Linked DNA regions of Mus musculus: region 2 is linked to region 1. A link is a loop called in an ENCODE intact Hi-C map of the cell type or tissue named here. Cell type or tissue: left cerebral cortex. All regions are shown on one strand.

Region 1 (8,000 bases):
TATTTACAGATATATTACAAAGAGAATACTTTGGTACTGAGAACATGTATGGGAGTGACCAGAAAAGGGTGGTGTTCATTAGGGAATATTCTGGCTTCTTTTTTTTTTCTTTCTTTTCTTTTTCTCCTCCTTCCTCTTCCTCTTCTTCCTCTTCTTTCTCTTCCTCCTCCTCGTCCTCCTCGTCCTCGTCCTCCTCCTCCTCCTCCTCCTCATCCTCGTCCTCCTCCTCCTCTTTCTTTTGAATGAGGAAACCAACGCAGAGAGGTTAGAGGACACTGACATAAATAAATGTAAATAAGGCTGAACTCTGCTGATCTTGGGGTCAAATGCCTGTTCTGATTTGATCATGGTCTCCACGTGTTTTTGATTGATTTTTCACCCAGAGATTGATGGGAGACCTCATTGGCTGTGGATGGCTGGGCATGGTGTCAGCTTCTTCTTGTCCAGTTAGCTTTGAGCAGAGGGGACCATAGAACACGGACTGGATTTTGGGTTTCTACTCAAAGAGAATTCTTGGTGAGTTTCAGTAGACAATATGTTACAAATAGAGTGGTTCCATGGGGGGTTAGATGTATGACCTCCCTGCAGACACTGAGTCCAGAAGATGCTGAAGTCCTGTAGCCTGCCACTCACCTTAAATTCTCTCTAGATTCCCTGTAATATCTGATTCATGTGTAATAGTTCCCAATATAATATTGTTTCAGGAAGGATGACAAGGGCAAAAACAATCTGTATATGTTTGGTTGACTTTTTTTTTTCTGAGTGTTTTTAGTTCTTGGATAGTTAAATAATGAGGCTACAGGGTTGGGAGTGCCAACTTTGGAGCCCAGGAGAGCTCACTGTTTACTAGACAGTTCAAAGAAACCAGAGATGAGAACCTGAGACACCAGACCCTGGGAGGGAACTCAGTCAGGATCCTCTGGGTGATCCGCATGGTTGTGAGTTCATTTCCCAATGAAACAGCAATAGCCGCACGACACAACACAGTCCCTCCTAACAGACCTTATATGCTCAATGACAAGGAGAGGACTCCAATTTTAGGAGAAATGAAATAAACAGGGCATCTAACAAAAGAGACATGTCCATGCTTTTGAAGAAACAATGAAGCGGCATGAGAGCCATCCAAAAGGACACATGGCATATCTTGATTTTTTTTTTTTTTTTTTTTTTTTTTTTTTTTTTTTTTTTTAGAAATATTCAGGATTAGTGTCAAGAGGCAAGGATTCCTCTCAGTTTGAAGAAAAAGCGCCTCCTTTTGTGCAGAAAAAAATCATTTAAAACTTTAGAGCTATCCCAGCAAATAGCAACTTGCTATGAGACATTGTGCAGCCTTTACATGCAGAATACTGTAGGTTTTGAGATACTGGGAAGGAGAGAGAGGCTAAGAGGATTTGGTTACAGAGTTTGCAGGTTGGAAATCTGCACAAGATACAAGAGACTACAAGGACCAGGACAGGACAGGACACTGGGGGGCGGTAGGGGGGACTTGGATATTTATCCAAAGTATACACTCATTGTCTTTGCTCCTCTAAGAAAGGATTTTTAAATTTAAATCTATTTTTATTTAAAAGAAGTTATTTATGCCTGTTGTGGTGGGTGTATTCAGTCTACCTCTTGTTCTGACCTAGGTTTGTAGTCCATTGGGGATGGGGGCAATAGTCTTCATCTCCCTGCTAGATTTTAAGCAAAAGGTCACTGAGGACAGGGGAAAAAAGAAAGATCAATTTTTATATGATGTAAATATGTTTTCACTTAAGTAACTTCAAAGTCACGTTAGACCCTTTTATTAGTGTATAGGCTTGCTGGCTTGCTTTTTTTGGGGGGGGGCAACTTCACACAAGCTAGAAGGTCATCTAGGAGGAGGGAACCTCAATTGAGAAAATGCCTCCATCAGGTTGGCCTGTAGGTAAGTCTGTGGGTGCATTTTCTTGATTGATGATTGATGTGGGGGGGGGGCCCAGCCTACTGTAGTCAGTTCCTTGTGTGGGCAGGTGGTCTTGGGTTGTATAAAAGAGGAGGAGGAACAAGTTGTGAGGAGCCAGCCAGTAAGAAGCATTCCTCCAACGACTGCTTCAGCTCCTGCCACTGCTCTGACCTCTCCTCAGGATGGCTAAGCTCTAAGCGTAAACCTTTTTTTTTCTCTAAATTACTTTTTGCCGTGGCGTTGATCACAGCATTAGAAAGCAAAGCAGGGCAGTGCATGTTCATTGTGTAAGATTGTAGATTTTCATAATGACATTTTTGTTAAAGTTAGCTATGTTCTTTTCTCATATCTCCTCCCATTATCTTCTCTGGTGTCCCATCAAACAAGTCCCCCTTCTCTTCCCAGATAGGCCCCTTTCTCGGTCATCAACTCTCTGTGTTAGAGTATTTGTCTTCCTGAGTCTGGCATATATTGCACAGTATGCTGAACTCTGGATCTATCCATTTCCTCGCAAATGACACAATTTTGTTCTTCCTTATGACTGAACAAAACTCCGCTGTGTATATAATACTGCCTATTCTTTATTCAGATGCCCAGGCTGATTCTATAACTTGTCCATAGAGCCACAGATGTGTGTGTATTTGTAGTGTATTGGCTTAGGCTCCTCTGGGTGTATTCTCTAGAATGCTGCAGCTGGATCAGAACTCTTTATACAGATGTTCTGTTTTTTTTATTTTAATTTTCTTTTTATTTTCTGCACCTGGCATTCTGTCTTTATCTTTCAATATTCCACCACAGTATATAATATAATATCAGAATGTGGTTCTACCTTTATTTTAGTTTTGGAAGACCCTTCATGTTGATTTCCACAGTGGCTATACTAGTTGATGTTATTGCTAAAGGGACCTAAGTCTTCCTTCCCCTCCTCTCCTTCATTCTCATCAGTATCCGATGCTGTTTGTTTTAGTGCTAGCCATTTTATCTGGTGGTAAGATGTATTCTCATTGCAGTTTTGATTACAGCTCCCCCTGGTTAAGGACTCTGAACATATTTTGCATCTTTTTTTTTTTTAAATTATTTGTACTTTATCTTTTGAGAAGTGTCTGTTCATTTCATCTGCCCATTTGTTGACTGGATAGATTTCTTGGGTGTTTAATATTTTTCTGTCATTCTTTTAACATCCTAGATATTGACAACCTAAATTTCAAATGATGCTGGGTAGTCAAAACAATACTGAACAAAAAAGGTAATGGCTGGAGGAATGGCAATAGAAGATTCTAAGTATCACAGAACTGCAGGAAGAAACACAGCATGGTGTTGCCACAAAACCACGTAACTCAAAGGAGCAGAAGATTCAGGAATGAATCAGTGCAGCTGCACCTAAGGCTACCTCACTAGGTACCCAAAGCACACACCAGAGAAAAGAAGGTCTCTGGCACATCGCGCTGGGAAAGCTAGATTCTGCATGTGGAAGAATTAAACTGGATCTCTGTATCTTGCCCTGCCCAAAGATCAATTCAAAATGGATCAAAGCACTTAATATAACACTCAAAAACCTTAAATGGTCAAAGGAAAACAGGAAAAAACCCTCCATGATGCAGGAATTGGGAAGGATTCTCTGAAAAGAGCCCTAAGCTCACAGGAAATGATTACAAAAACTGTCAAGCAAGATTGAATGAAATGAAAATGCTTCTACACCACAAAGGAAGCAACAGATCGAAGAGACCGCCTACAGAACAGGGTGAAAACAAAACTAAGCTTAAGGCACAGTTTATGAAATCATAGAGACTTGAAGGAAGTGGAGCCAGAGAGGAGGAAGGTGGTGGGGGGTGAGGGCGGCACACCACTAGGTGGCGCCTGTTTCTTCCGGAATAAGTAGGATTTGCTCTCAGCCTGGAATCTCAGGAATTAAGGGGTAGCCCTGTAGCGAAGTCCATGCAAGTGACATAGATCATGTCATACTTAGTGCTGAGCCCAAGAAGTCATTAGGTCCACGCGGCTGCCTAGACTATCACAGATCTGCATTACTGTAGTATGTATGATAAAGTTGTATCATGTCCATACTTCACTCCAGCCTCATTTCTCCAAGCCGAGTCACTCCATAGAGACTATCAAGCTTTGGGTCCCAGGCTGTTAAGGTGTGGGAAGGGAATGGAGGCTTTATCAGTCTTCCAGCTGGGTGGCTTTAGGTGACACAGGTCCTCTGGCTCTTCCATGGGGTGCAAGGCCTGGCTCAGGCGCCCACTGTAGGTCAACCCATGGCAGAAGATTTGTTTGCAATCAGACAGTTCAGTTCCCATGCCTCACATGAATAAGAAGGTGGCGCACCCGGAACATTTCATAGTACCTAGGCTTAGGTTTAAGATATGACCTTTGTGATCACTAGGTCTTTGGCGTTCTAACGCTTGGAGTAATAATTTGGGTATTTTATCATAAAAATTACCCTTTCTCAAAGCCCTTCCTCTATAGATTTGTCTATTTGCCCTGAAGTCTTTCTTGTTCCTGTGGTCTGTAGTGAAGGTGCAAAATTTTGGTGACTGTGGGCTGCGTGTTCGAATTCTGCAGGGGTGATCGCGGCTCGCTTTAACTTCCTCTCGCTGAAGGAAGCAATTTTTCCACTCACAGATTTCCTGGATTTAGTGAGAGATTTTGTATGGTAAGCACCTAAATGCCAGGGGGCGTCCGTGAGGGTAAACCCACAGTGGAAAAACTGCTTTTGGGGGCAACTCTGGATCAATCAACCAGAACCACTCTCCTCCCTGTGACCTTGTATTCCAAATCTTGTCTCCCGCCTCGCCTGGGTTTTCATAAACGGCTTAAAAAAAATCCCAGAAGACAAAAACGAAACCGACAAAATACCCTGGCCCGCAGATGTGTAAACTACAAGGGGTCGGGCTGGAGAGAAAGTCACCCAGAATGTGCATCCAGTTCCAGCCAGCTTCGGGGGTGGAGCGCCAACAAGCTGCGGAGGAGGAGCGGCGGGCGGGGGCGCGAGCACGAGCAGACACAGGCGCGCCACCGCTGCCGTCGCTGCCGCCGCCGCAGCCCTTGGCTCCCCCGGCTGGAAACCTTGGCGATCGAACTGCTGCCTCCACCTCTGCGCCGCTTGCCGCCCCTCCCGCAGTCCCGCGGCTTTCGAGGGAGCGCTGCGGGGACTCGGGACCGCCGGGGAAACCTGTGACCCCGCGCAGGAGCGGCGGGGCGGGGGACCGGGAGAAGATGGCGACGCCGGGAAGCGAACCCCAAGCTTTCGCGCCCGCTCTCTCGGTAACCGCCCTGCACCCGCATCTCCACCAGCACCACCAACACCACCAACACCACCAGCACCACGGAGGCACCGGCGGCACCGGCTTCAACCTGCCCTTGAACCGTGGTTTGGAGCGCGCGCTGGAGGAGGCGGCCAACTCTGGGGGCTTGAACCTGAGCGCCAGGAAGCTGAAGGAGTTTCCCAGGACTACGGCCCCGGGACATGACCTCTCGGACACGGTTCGGGCAGGTGAGACAAGGCCGGGGCTGGCCACGCGTGTGCGAGCCGGGCTGTCGCTCCTTCCCGCCGGGCCCGAATGTGTTACTAGATTGGCTCGGCAGGAGCGGGTTCTGCAACGAGCACGGTGGTTGTAGCGGGCACGGTGGTCCTCCTGGCCCCGGCGACCTGCGACCGTGGTGCAGGAGCGCAGGGATGCGCCTAGGAGCTGTTCCTGGCGCGCGGGAAGTGGGGGCATCTCGGGCGACCGCGAGCAAGTCCAGAACACGAACCAAGTCGTGGACCTCTACATGGAAGCATTCTGCGTCCTGGTGGGTGGGGAAGGCCAGACAAAGGTGGCCGGCCGTCGGCTAGCCCTGTCCTCTCCGCGTAGTGTCGGGGCCCCGGCCTCCGCGCCGCGCGACCGTGGCTTGCTGCAGCCAGAGAGGCGGTGCCAACCTTGGTTCTGCGCCTGTGCGAGCAGAGGCTGGTGTCTGGCTCTCCGCCCACACATTTTGGTTCCCTCCACCGGGGCTCCCCGGTTCTCACTAACCCCGGTCTTTGCGGGGGCCCTGGAGGGGAAGCGTGGCATAGTAAATGAAAAGTAATTAAAGTGAGCCTGTTTGCCAGTGTGAGCCCGGCAAGTTGTAACCCGCGCCACAGAGCAGCCTGCTTCTTCAAGTTGTGTCATGTGTTGACATATTTTGGAGATGTCTGCTTTCCCTTTAGTAGTCGGAGTTGTGGGAGTGGACCCATAAACAGGAAGGAGGGTGGTGGAAGAGGGTTGGGGCCTTGGGAATCCGTGCAGATCTGACTTAAGTTTCCGACCATATCCTGTTCTGTTCTTTGCGGGACGATTTGTACCCCAGCGAGCGCCTAGCGTTTCCCAGGGCAGTGGGTGCCCCACTTTTGTGCCATTGCCTAGACCTCACGACTGTCGTTGTCTCTTCCGACTTGCATCAGGTCTCTTAGGCTTCTGAATGGCTTGGCTTTCAGATGGGGTCCTTCAGCTACTTATAAAGGAAGACTAGGGGGCGGGGCAGGGGAGCCAGCTGTGGCTTTCGGAGGCTAGGTTTCTGGTTAATTCCATAAACATTTAATCAGGAGACCAATTGAAAATTTAGATGGAGTTCTGAGTCCATTGGAGGCTAGAAGCACTCCTCTGGAGTCATTAAACGGTGATATTTGGGTTTAAGGATTGTCAGGAATGGGTAAGCAGAGGGGAAATTCCAGAACTCAGTTTTCAACAGCTGGAGAGGCTCTTGATAGGACCTCATAGTTACAGCTTCTCAAGTAGAAGTTATTCTAAGAGTCGCCTGAATCATTAACCTTAAAAAGTCACCCCATGTTTTCCTTCCCATCTGCCATAGTTAGAATGGCTGTGTACTGCAGAATGGAGAATCAGAATGCCCCATGCTAACGTGTTCGCGCTATTCAGTAGCAGGCTTAGAGTTATTCCAACACTTCAGTATTACTCATGATTCCTCCCAAGGTTGGGTAGAGTTGGCATGTGTGCTGTGCTGGCATGTCTTTGAGAATACCATTGCTTTAAAAGTAGTGGAGGGAGGTGTTCATCTTTCAGTTACCGCCTCTGTGAGTTGACACTGTGTGGAAAGGGTCCTTCCTTCCTGTTCTCTCTGTGTGCGGTGGGGTGTGCAGGTGTCCAGGCATTAGGAGTGTTACATATATTTTAATGCTCCTAAAATCCTTAAGTAGTCAAAAGTAAGAGGCTTCATGCTAATTCTCCACCCTAAAACAGTTACTATTTTGGAGCAGCAGCGGCAAAAGAATGTCAGCTACGTTTGTGGGCACTTAAGGCAATACCATAAAGAAAACAAAAGCAAAAACAAAAACAGTAGCTGAAGAGTCTGTTGTTTTATGTAAAAGTTTCAACATTCACATGTGTTAAGGATTGCTTGCCTTGACCTGAGTCACACATGTGAGTGAGTATTCCTCTCTTCTCCAGAAATGCTTAGGTTGGACACGGGGACTTTGCCTGTGAGCCCAGTAGTTGGAGGCCAGTCTGGACTTAGTAGTAAATTCCAGGCCAGCCTCCGTTACAGGTTAAGGCGGCCCTGACTCATTCTTCATGCCTATACACCCCCACATCCCCCAAAGAGTGTATTAAATTGAGCATTATTCTTTACTTGTGAAAGCAACAAAGCAAAATAAAGACATTCCGTGGGGGGTGTTGACATTTCCTACACATAAGGGAGTTGAGGGAGATGTTGAACCTTTGGTAATAATAAATCCCATACAGATAGTGGCTTCTCCTGGGCTCAAACATCTAAGGATGGACTATGACGATCCTCAAGACCCTTTCATAAGTTTACTTGGGTAGTGGGGAGCCTTTTCTCTCTGTTAAGTTATGTGTTTCATTGTGTCTTGTAAAATTTAGCCTTTCCAGCAGCTATTTCTACAGACAGCACCACATACTTGGGCCACACAGCCCAACTGAACAGAGATGTAAAGTAAGAGATGAGAGGCCCTGAACTGCTCAGTAGTACAAGAAACCAAAACCAAAACAAAGACCTTCTTAATTTCACTTTTAGGCTGTTATTTCCCTGAAATTCAATCAAAACAGCATGCTTTGTGCCAAGACAGGCAGTCCTG
Region 2 (8,000 bases), 180 kb after region 1:
ATTGTCTATGACAAGTAGGCCTTTTGCCAGATCTGTCTCTCTTCTGTGAGGGAGCCCATCCTGTTTGGAGAGTCTGAGTCAATCCTTGCTAGCAATTTCAGTCACACACTTGTGTTTAATCTAAGCTTATTTCTTAGGCTCTGCTGGTTGTGAGTTTTTTTTCTCTGCCTCCTATAGTGGGAAATTAAATCAACATTTGACTCAAAGGAGTTCTGAGTGAATTAACTGTTTTGCAAATGTTTTCAGTCATTACGAGTATTGTGTAAAAAAAAAAAAAAAAAAAAAAAAAAGAGGGCGTGTAGCTTCTGCAAATCCCCTGCTTTAGCGTTTTCTGATTTAATTCTCAAAGATAAAAAAGTATTATAACCCCAGAATTTCCTATTTAATGCTAGTTTGGGGAAAGTACAACAGGTCAGGAAAACTCCAGTTCTCTCAGGGATTTCCTTCATGGTTAGCATCACTTTGAGGGCTGGAGCTACAGCCCTCATGGATACATGCTGTGGGACTGAGTTAGAGACCAGGTCTTAGATGGCTGCAGCAGCCCACCACGTTCCATAGTCATTTGCCTCAAAACCAGACTTAGTTAGTCCTGATTGTTTTGTTTTTGTTTTTCTTCCTTAGAGATTATAATTTAACTTAAACGACCGTAATCTGAGACTCTGGGTTTATCTGCTTTAATTAAGCCTAGCTTCTATGACGTAGTAGGATTGTTTCTTCAATGAAAGGGACGGTCTGAGCCCTTTACTTCCCCAGAAGTAGACTTCTGAGAGTGCCCACCTCACCTGAAGAAATACCCCCCCAAACTGCAAGGCAGTCTGAGTGCTGCAGTGATACTACAGAGCTGACTGCTGGTGTTCCTTGGTGTTCTTGCTTGGCTTTTGTTTTGTTGACAGTCTTGTTACATATCCCTGGCTGGCCCCTACATAAGTCAGTGTCACCACCCTTGGCAAAGTGGCTTGCTTCTGCCATGGAAATAGCCGGAGAAAGTCACATTTCAGTTTGTGTTTATGTCTCTTATGTCTGCTTTTCTTAGATTTGACTGGTCAAGCACAGCATTGTACTAGAGCGTTCTTCCTGCAGTAGAAACCTTCTCTGTGGGAAGGAGCTATTTCCCATCTATTAATCCTTGGCCAGCATCTGGTCCCCAGGAAGATCCAGGTTACTTGTGGCTGTTTTAATTCTTGGGTGGTCTCTTTAACAGTGGTATCTTGGTTCTCTGAGATCTACTGTGAAAATGTGTGAGATTGGCTAGATTTAACATGATTTGTTAATCTTAAAATATCTCTTGTTGGTGCTGGAGAGATGGTCTATTGGTTAAGAGCACTAACTGCTCTTTAGGAGAGCCTGAGTTCTGTTCCCAGGACCCAAGCCACTAGCTTCTACTCCAAGGCATCCACTACCCTCTTCTGGTGTGTGTGTGTGTGTGTGTGTGTGTGTGTGTGTGTGTGTGTGTGAGAGAGAGAGAGAGAGAGAGAGAGAGAGAGAGAGAGAGAGAGGGAGAGAGAGAGAGAGGCAAGGAGGGAGAGAGAGAGCTTGCACATATAAATCTTTAAATTATCCTACCATCATAAAGGATTTCCATTATCATCAGCCCACCTGGTATTTTACCTGAGGGTATCAGGCTGAACCCAGAGGATACAGGCAACATGAGCCCTTGGACTCAGAGTAGCCTTTCATTTGAGATTGCTGTACTTAACAAGGAAGTTACAATAAAAAGCTAATACCCCAGCAAAATATTTAAAAGTATATATACATATAATATGCATTTTAAATGCTTTGCTCACTTGGAAATTGTATTTGTGAAATATGTCACAGATATTGTCAATCTTTAAGTTGAAAGCAAAATACAACTTATCTTTCTTACTGGCATATCAGTTATAATTCCTATTAATTTTGAACTCCATGACTTAAAATCCTGGTTCAGACTTGGCAGTAGTACATACCTTTTAATCCCAGTTCTCAAGGCAGAGGCAGGCAGATCTCTGTGAGTTCAAGGCCAGCTTGGTCTACATAGTAAGTTCCAGGCCACCTCCTGGTTTGCAAACTCAGTGCATATGGAAGCTGAATCCTGATAGCAGCAGGCTGTGAGGGCTGCCCAGAAATCTCAACAGCCAATTATGACACATAAATTCCACATAAGTAGAGATAAAACATGGGAGCAGAGGCATCCTGCTGTCTTTGAAGAGTAGTGAAGGGATTTAGATAATAACCTATTATGTGCCAGGCTTTCCTACTGCACATCTCAGAAGCCTCCTTTAGACTCTTCTGTTATATCATCCCAGGGCCCCGAAGGCAAGTTTGGAGGCTCTTGAATTTGAGGCCATTCTGAACTATACCATGAAGCCCTGACTCCAGAAGAAAAGAAAAGAAGAGAAAAGAAAAGAAAAAAGAAAGGAAAAGAGAAAAGAAAAGAGGATTGGAGATTCAACTTTAGATTTTGTATTTTTCCCTTAGTAATGTTTAAGCTCTAGGTGTGATGAATGAAAAGCTCACACTTTTGTGCCACTGATGTGCACATAATGCCACTTGGAGCACATAAGGCCACTTGAATATTAAGACTGTTCCAATTCAAGAGCAGTGTGCACATTGCACAGCCTGCGGTGGTGGGGTGTGATGGTGGATGGAGGTTCCTGTCCAGTTTACATAGGGCTCACTGGGGGCTCTACTTTTGTCATGGACTTAAGAACTTGAAGTAAGGGTTGACTCCTGCTATTTGCTAGTAAGCAGAAATGTGTGCTTCTTTCCGGTGCTTCTTCCGTGTGGTGTTAATTGTATGCACTCTCTTTCTGTTCTAATGGCTGCCCTCGGATTAGGCCGACCTGTGCTCTCCGTATGACATCCTGCAGTTGGATTTTCGTCACATTCGAAAGACTGTTGACACTCTGCTGGCCCTCGGGGAGAAACCCCCACAGTCAACTTCTGCCCTCCGCTCCAGGGACCTTATAGGCTTCTGTCTTATCCATGTTCTCCTTATAGTACTGGTCTATATCGCTTACCGCTGGAATGCTCTGTCTGCCTAACTCCTGCATGCGCATCCAAACGCTCTGCTCTGGCATCCTGGTCCAGCCCAGCTCCTCCCCCCATTGGAGCCTTTGCCTTGCAGACTCTCCCATCCCTGTCATCTCTTCAGTTAGCTGTCGAGTTTTGAAACTGAACATTTATAAGCCAGATTTTTCCTGAAGCACAAACTTTGTAGAATACAGTTCCCACTGGGTAATTTTTTGCATTTAACTAAAAGCGACAGCGACAGCGACAAAGCCTGTCAGTGCATACCTCATACTCCTTCACACTCGTGGTGTGGGCAGCGATGCTCCTGTAGGTCCTGCTCTCTCCCATGAGCCTCTGCTCTGTGCAGGAGGTAAGGAGAACCAGGACAGGAACAGGGTGGGGTTAGCATACAGGAGTCTTGATACTTGATTCTGGTCCTAATTCAGGACTGGCAGTTGATCTGTAGAGGGGTTGCCTTGCAGAGAAAAGCCAGCATTTGGGCTCAGTCTAATTTATAAACATCTCTAATGGTACCATTGCTGACCAAGCTGAGAAGTCGTATCTGGAGAATGACTGCTTTGCTGGCTGGTTAGTTGGAGTCCTCCCTGTTTGCTGCAAGGGGCTTGTGAAGGGCACCCAGGAGGATTGCAGCCAATGTCCACCAGAGCATGCCCTCTGTGCCCTCTGCAGGCCTAATCTGGGGAAGTGCCTTCCTGTTAGAGCGCCACCTGGTGGATCTGCTTAGCCCGCTTTTCCTTTTTATTAGGTGGTGTTCTGAAGCTGAGAAAAGGGTTTTATAGAAGGGATTTCTATTTTTGCATAATGTGACGGGGTCGCTTTACTTTCTTGGTATATTGAATAACTGCAGACCCAGAATGTGATGCATTTGACTCTTCAGTTTCAAATAAGTCTATGGATCCTGGAACACTCTTAGCACCAGGGGCCTTGGGTTACTATAGCAGCAGATGATAAGATCGCTCTTATTTTAGATGAATGTTTTTCCCCATTTACTTTGAATGTCCATTTGGCCTTTGATTTTTAGTAATATTAATGATCCAACTGTTTATTTTTAAGTCCGTTTTTAAAGGCTTGCGTATCGGCCTCTCAGCTTTTGGGGCAAAGTGCTTCTTTTTGTGGTTAAAGGAAGAAATGTTAGACTCTAATCATGTTGGCCCATATCTTGCTGAGTCTCTGGAAGCCTCTTTACAATGTGAGAAGGCCCTGCTGCAAGCTCCAGCCACATTGTCGGCTTCCTTTTATATCCTTCTTGCCGAACACTGCTTCTCGTGTTGGGAAGGTGGTGGTGTTAATGCCGTCAAGATAAATGTCCAGTTTGCTGAGATATGAACGTTCCTCAGATATGGCTGCTATGAAGATTATCATATTTTTCTGAACATATTCATGAGAACAGGGGAGATGAGATTCTGAGATGCCTCCATACTTGAAGGGTTATATTTATAGAATCTTTGCTGCTAAATCAGATATGATTTTAAAACAAAAAACAGAAAGCATTCTTTATGCCATAAGATGTTAGATTGTCTGAGCCTCTTCCTCCCAGCATTGTGTTGATGGTGAATACAGGGTTCGTGATGTGAGTTGTGTCTGAAAGCCACAGAGTTATGAGTCGTCTTTGGTGCTATCTTGTACTTTTCTGTAACAATAAAATCCCTTTGTACAGTGTCTGGTGACCACCCTGAGCCGTAAATTGCTTAATAAACACAATTGGGTGATTAATCCAAGCTTTTTATTTTTTTCTTGGCCTGTTGGTGCATTTATTCCTGGGTGCCCAGAATGATTCTTGGCATTTCTACCCAGCTCTGCCATGCATGGGGACTTTCTTTCAGTGTTTGCCACAGTTTGTTTGTTTCCATCTTCTTAATGGTGGGCAAAAGGAGAATTGAGAAAACGTGCTAGTTTGCTGGCTCAAGGAAAAAAAATAGCATCAATAAACATCAAGTGAGTAAAACAGTCCCATGAGATTAGATTGATCTTCAATGGTAGCTTCCCGAATATTTCTCCTCTGGCATCCCAAGGATGCCCTGGCTATGCTTTTCATCTTCCATGTCCTTAATTTACATCGAATGTGCTGCTCTCCGTGGGGGTTGCTGTGTGATATTTTTCATTATCTAGTATGGTCACTCCCAGAGCATAATCAACTCAACCCTTCAGGCACCACTTCGAGTGGGTCATTTTGCTTATTGTAAGCAAACCGTTAATTTCTGGTTGGAACACTGGGCCTCTCTGTGGTGCTCCTCCGCAGTTCCAGACAGCAGCTCACAAGCTTATGGGATACCGGCCATTGCCACACAGCTGGGGACACCTGACTAATCTTCCTTCAGGGATTCAGTTGTGTGATTTGTCCCGCATACCAGGGCCCCATCTTCTTTTAAGAAAGAGTGTTTTTAAAGTATTTCCTTCAAATACGTGATAAAGAGAAACAGCTGTTTACATTTCCATTTTGCAGTAGCCATTTGTGAGGTATCCCTTCTACTCCTGCAATGGGTAGAAAATGTTCCACGTAGGGTGAGAATTTCCAAAATGTATATGACCGTCAATTTTCATGGCTCCTTCAGGATTTCAGGCCCAAACCACTTCATTGTCCTTAACACTACAAAAAGGGGACCAGTAAAAAAAAAAAAAAAAGAAAAAAAAAAAAGAAAAAAATCCTTGTTGAATCCCAAGCAGGTCAACTGAGTGGGGTTTTTAAATACACTTAGTATCACAATGCTATTTGTATTGTTTAGTTATCTTCTGAATTCACATCAGTCCCAGTATGAGTTAAAATTTTAGGAGTCTGAGGCAGGTAAAGTGTTTATAGTTTAGGTAAAAACGTTTGGGTGCTGAGAAGTGCACCCAGGGCCTTGGCTTTGTGTCTCCATCTCCTGAAGAATAATTTAATATAATCATCTTTCACGGGCTTTGGTTTTAAAGGCTAGGTTTGAGACTTCAAAATTACCTTTCAACAGGCAACCCTTTGGGTAGGGGGTCCGTGCAATCTACTTTCCTTCCTGCCCTTGGCTTTTCCAGCAGTGTTGTTCATACTTGGTTCATTCAGTTATTCCTCATGTATTGAACGTGCGCTGTGTACTGGCCCTATGGGAGGTGCTGCAGATAAAATAGTGTTCAAGATCCAGGTCCCCATCCTCCGAAAGTTTGTAGTCCAGACCAGGTGTCAGCATACTTTATGATTTTTAGGATGATGGTCTCTGTTGCAACCAACCAGCTTGTCATTAAAGCACGGATGCCACCATACAGGATATATGAACCAGGGAGCTGGTCTGAGTGCCAATAAAACTTTATTCACAAAGAATAGAGGAGGAATCGGACTGGCTTGAAGGTCCTAGTTTGTAGACCCTCAACCAAATGGCTTCTTAGAAAGCAAAGAGGGTTTCCTTGAGAAGGGCCTGAGATGGGTCAATTACCGAATTCTGTGAAACACATAGAAAGAGGGCGTGGCATTCATGAGGGTCCATGCAGATCCCCGAAGCAGTAATATCTGCACTAAGATTAGAGATGTGTAAGCTAGGCGTGAGTGGCAAGGCAGTGGGAGGAAGGGGCTGGCGAGTGGCCTGGCTGCGATATGAAGAATAGTGGAAGAATTAGCAGGAGATTGACCCTGGGGGCAGAGCTAGACCTTTGCATTCATATGCATTAAGATAACACACAGTTAAGCTCCACACAATTCAGTCACAGAATATTTTATTTAAAAAAAAAAAAAAAAAAAAAAGGCTGAACCAAGGGAAATGAGCTGGTGTGAAGGACTTTGTCGTAGACCAGTGGCTCCAGTGGCTGGCCTAGAAGTAGGGAAGGCTCCATATAACCATCATAAAAAGTTTCAGGGAGAGCCGGGCGTGGTGGCGCACGCCTTTAATCCCAGCACTCGGGAGTCGGAGGCAGAGGCAGGCAGATTTCTGAGTTTGAGGCCAGCCTGGTCTACAGAGTGAGTTCCAGGACAGCCAGGGCTACACAGAGAAACCCTGTCTCGAAAAAAAAAAAGTTTCAGGGAGAGAAGAGCCCGTGTGACAAGCAGTCCAGCCTTTTCCCCCACAGTTAGCATTATTTTTCTATGGCTGGCCTGCCTTTCCTAATCCTATTTGCTATGGCTCAGAAGAGTGTCAGTGGGAGAGCCTAATGGAACCCACCACTGGGGGAGTAGCCGAAAGCATCTACTGTGGAAAACGTTCAGTGTTATTGATAAGCAGGATAATATTTAAGATTTCATCGTGTTTAAAAAAAAAAAAATAACAGCACAGGATCCCTGTAGATATACTGCATGCCCTCTGTCACATTTTCAACATGTCCTCTGATATCCTGTGACAGCTTTAGTTCTCCTGAGGTGGCATCTGGCCTGCTTGGCTCTTGGAAGCCCTTGCCCTTCTGTGCTGTTTATGGCCCCATTGGAAACCCACAGCAACTCCAGTCCCACCCAACTTCCGAGCCCGCTTTGGGGAGATGCTGGGACACAACTGTTGTGATGGAAAGTGGCCTGTGTCCATAAGTCGGTGTCCCCTGCTCCCCATTTCTCCAGGATCTCTGTGTTCAACCTTTCAAACAGCAGAGTTGCAGATCCATTCCAGGCCTGTTGCGGAATGCCGTGACTGTTTTATCTTTATAGGGCTTCTGGCCTTCTAGGCTAGTTTTCTTAGATGACGCCAAGCCTTCAACATGAGCTGAGGCCATCTCTGGATGGGCGTGGGTAGAAAGAAAAAGGAAGGCTTGAGGGGTATGTTTCTGTCTGTGTTTATTGGTGATCCCTGACTTAGTGATATTCAATTAGGGTTTTCCATGCTTAAGATGGTGCCCTTCTGAAAAAACCACTTTCTTTTTTCTCTTTCAGGATAGGACTCAATAAACTGCATGAGCTATTGAGCACTGCATAGAATATATATTTTATATAAGTATAGAATAAGACTTGTATTAGACAGTTTTCCCCAATGGTGGGCTCATGTAAGTGTCCTGAGCATGTGTGTGGTAGATGCTGGGCTAGGCTATGATGTAAGTTAGGTTGAGAA

What was found. Peaks named below come from ENCODE experiments on the same cell type or tissue, not always from the same donor. Only the 100,000 strongest peaks of a DNase experiment are listed, where the experiment ranks them.
Region 2: it touches region 1 in a loop (7-fold over the local background); 16 of 42 quality-filtered maps call a loop at or near these places.

The regions. Positions count from the first base shown.
Region 1 is chr14:74,944,804-74,952,803 of GRCm38, reverse strand. It overlaps Lrch1 (leucine-rich repeats and calponin homology (CH) domain containing 1), which reads left to right and starts at 4,927. Exons shown (of 19, transcript NM_001252132.1): 1 at 4,927-5,420. The coding sequence starts at 5,144. In left cerebral cortex, CTCF peaks have their summits at 3,760 (motif pointing right) and 5,980; DNase peaks (open chromatin) are centred at 4,917, 5,897, 6,848, 7,481 and 2 more places; H3K4me3 peaks cover 3,244 bases; H3K27ac peaks cover 2,423 bases.
Region 2 is chr14:74,760,061-74,768,060 of GRCm38, reverse strand. The region is part of intron 18 of Lrch1 (leucine-rich repeats and calponin homology (CH) domain containing 1); the gene reads left to right. Among named protein-coding and RNA genes, the nearest start is that of Esd, 32 kb to the right of the region's middle. In left cerebral cortex, a CTCF peak has its summit at 3,719 (motif pointing left); DNase peaks (open chromatin) are centred at 96, 3,703 and 4,113.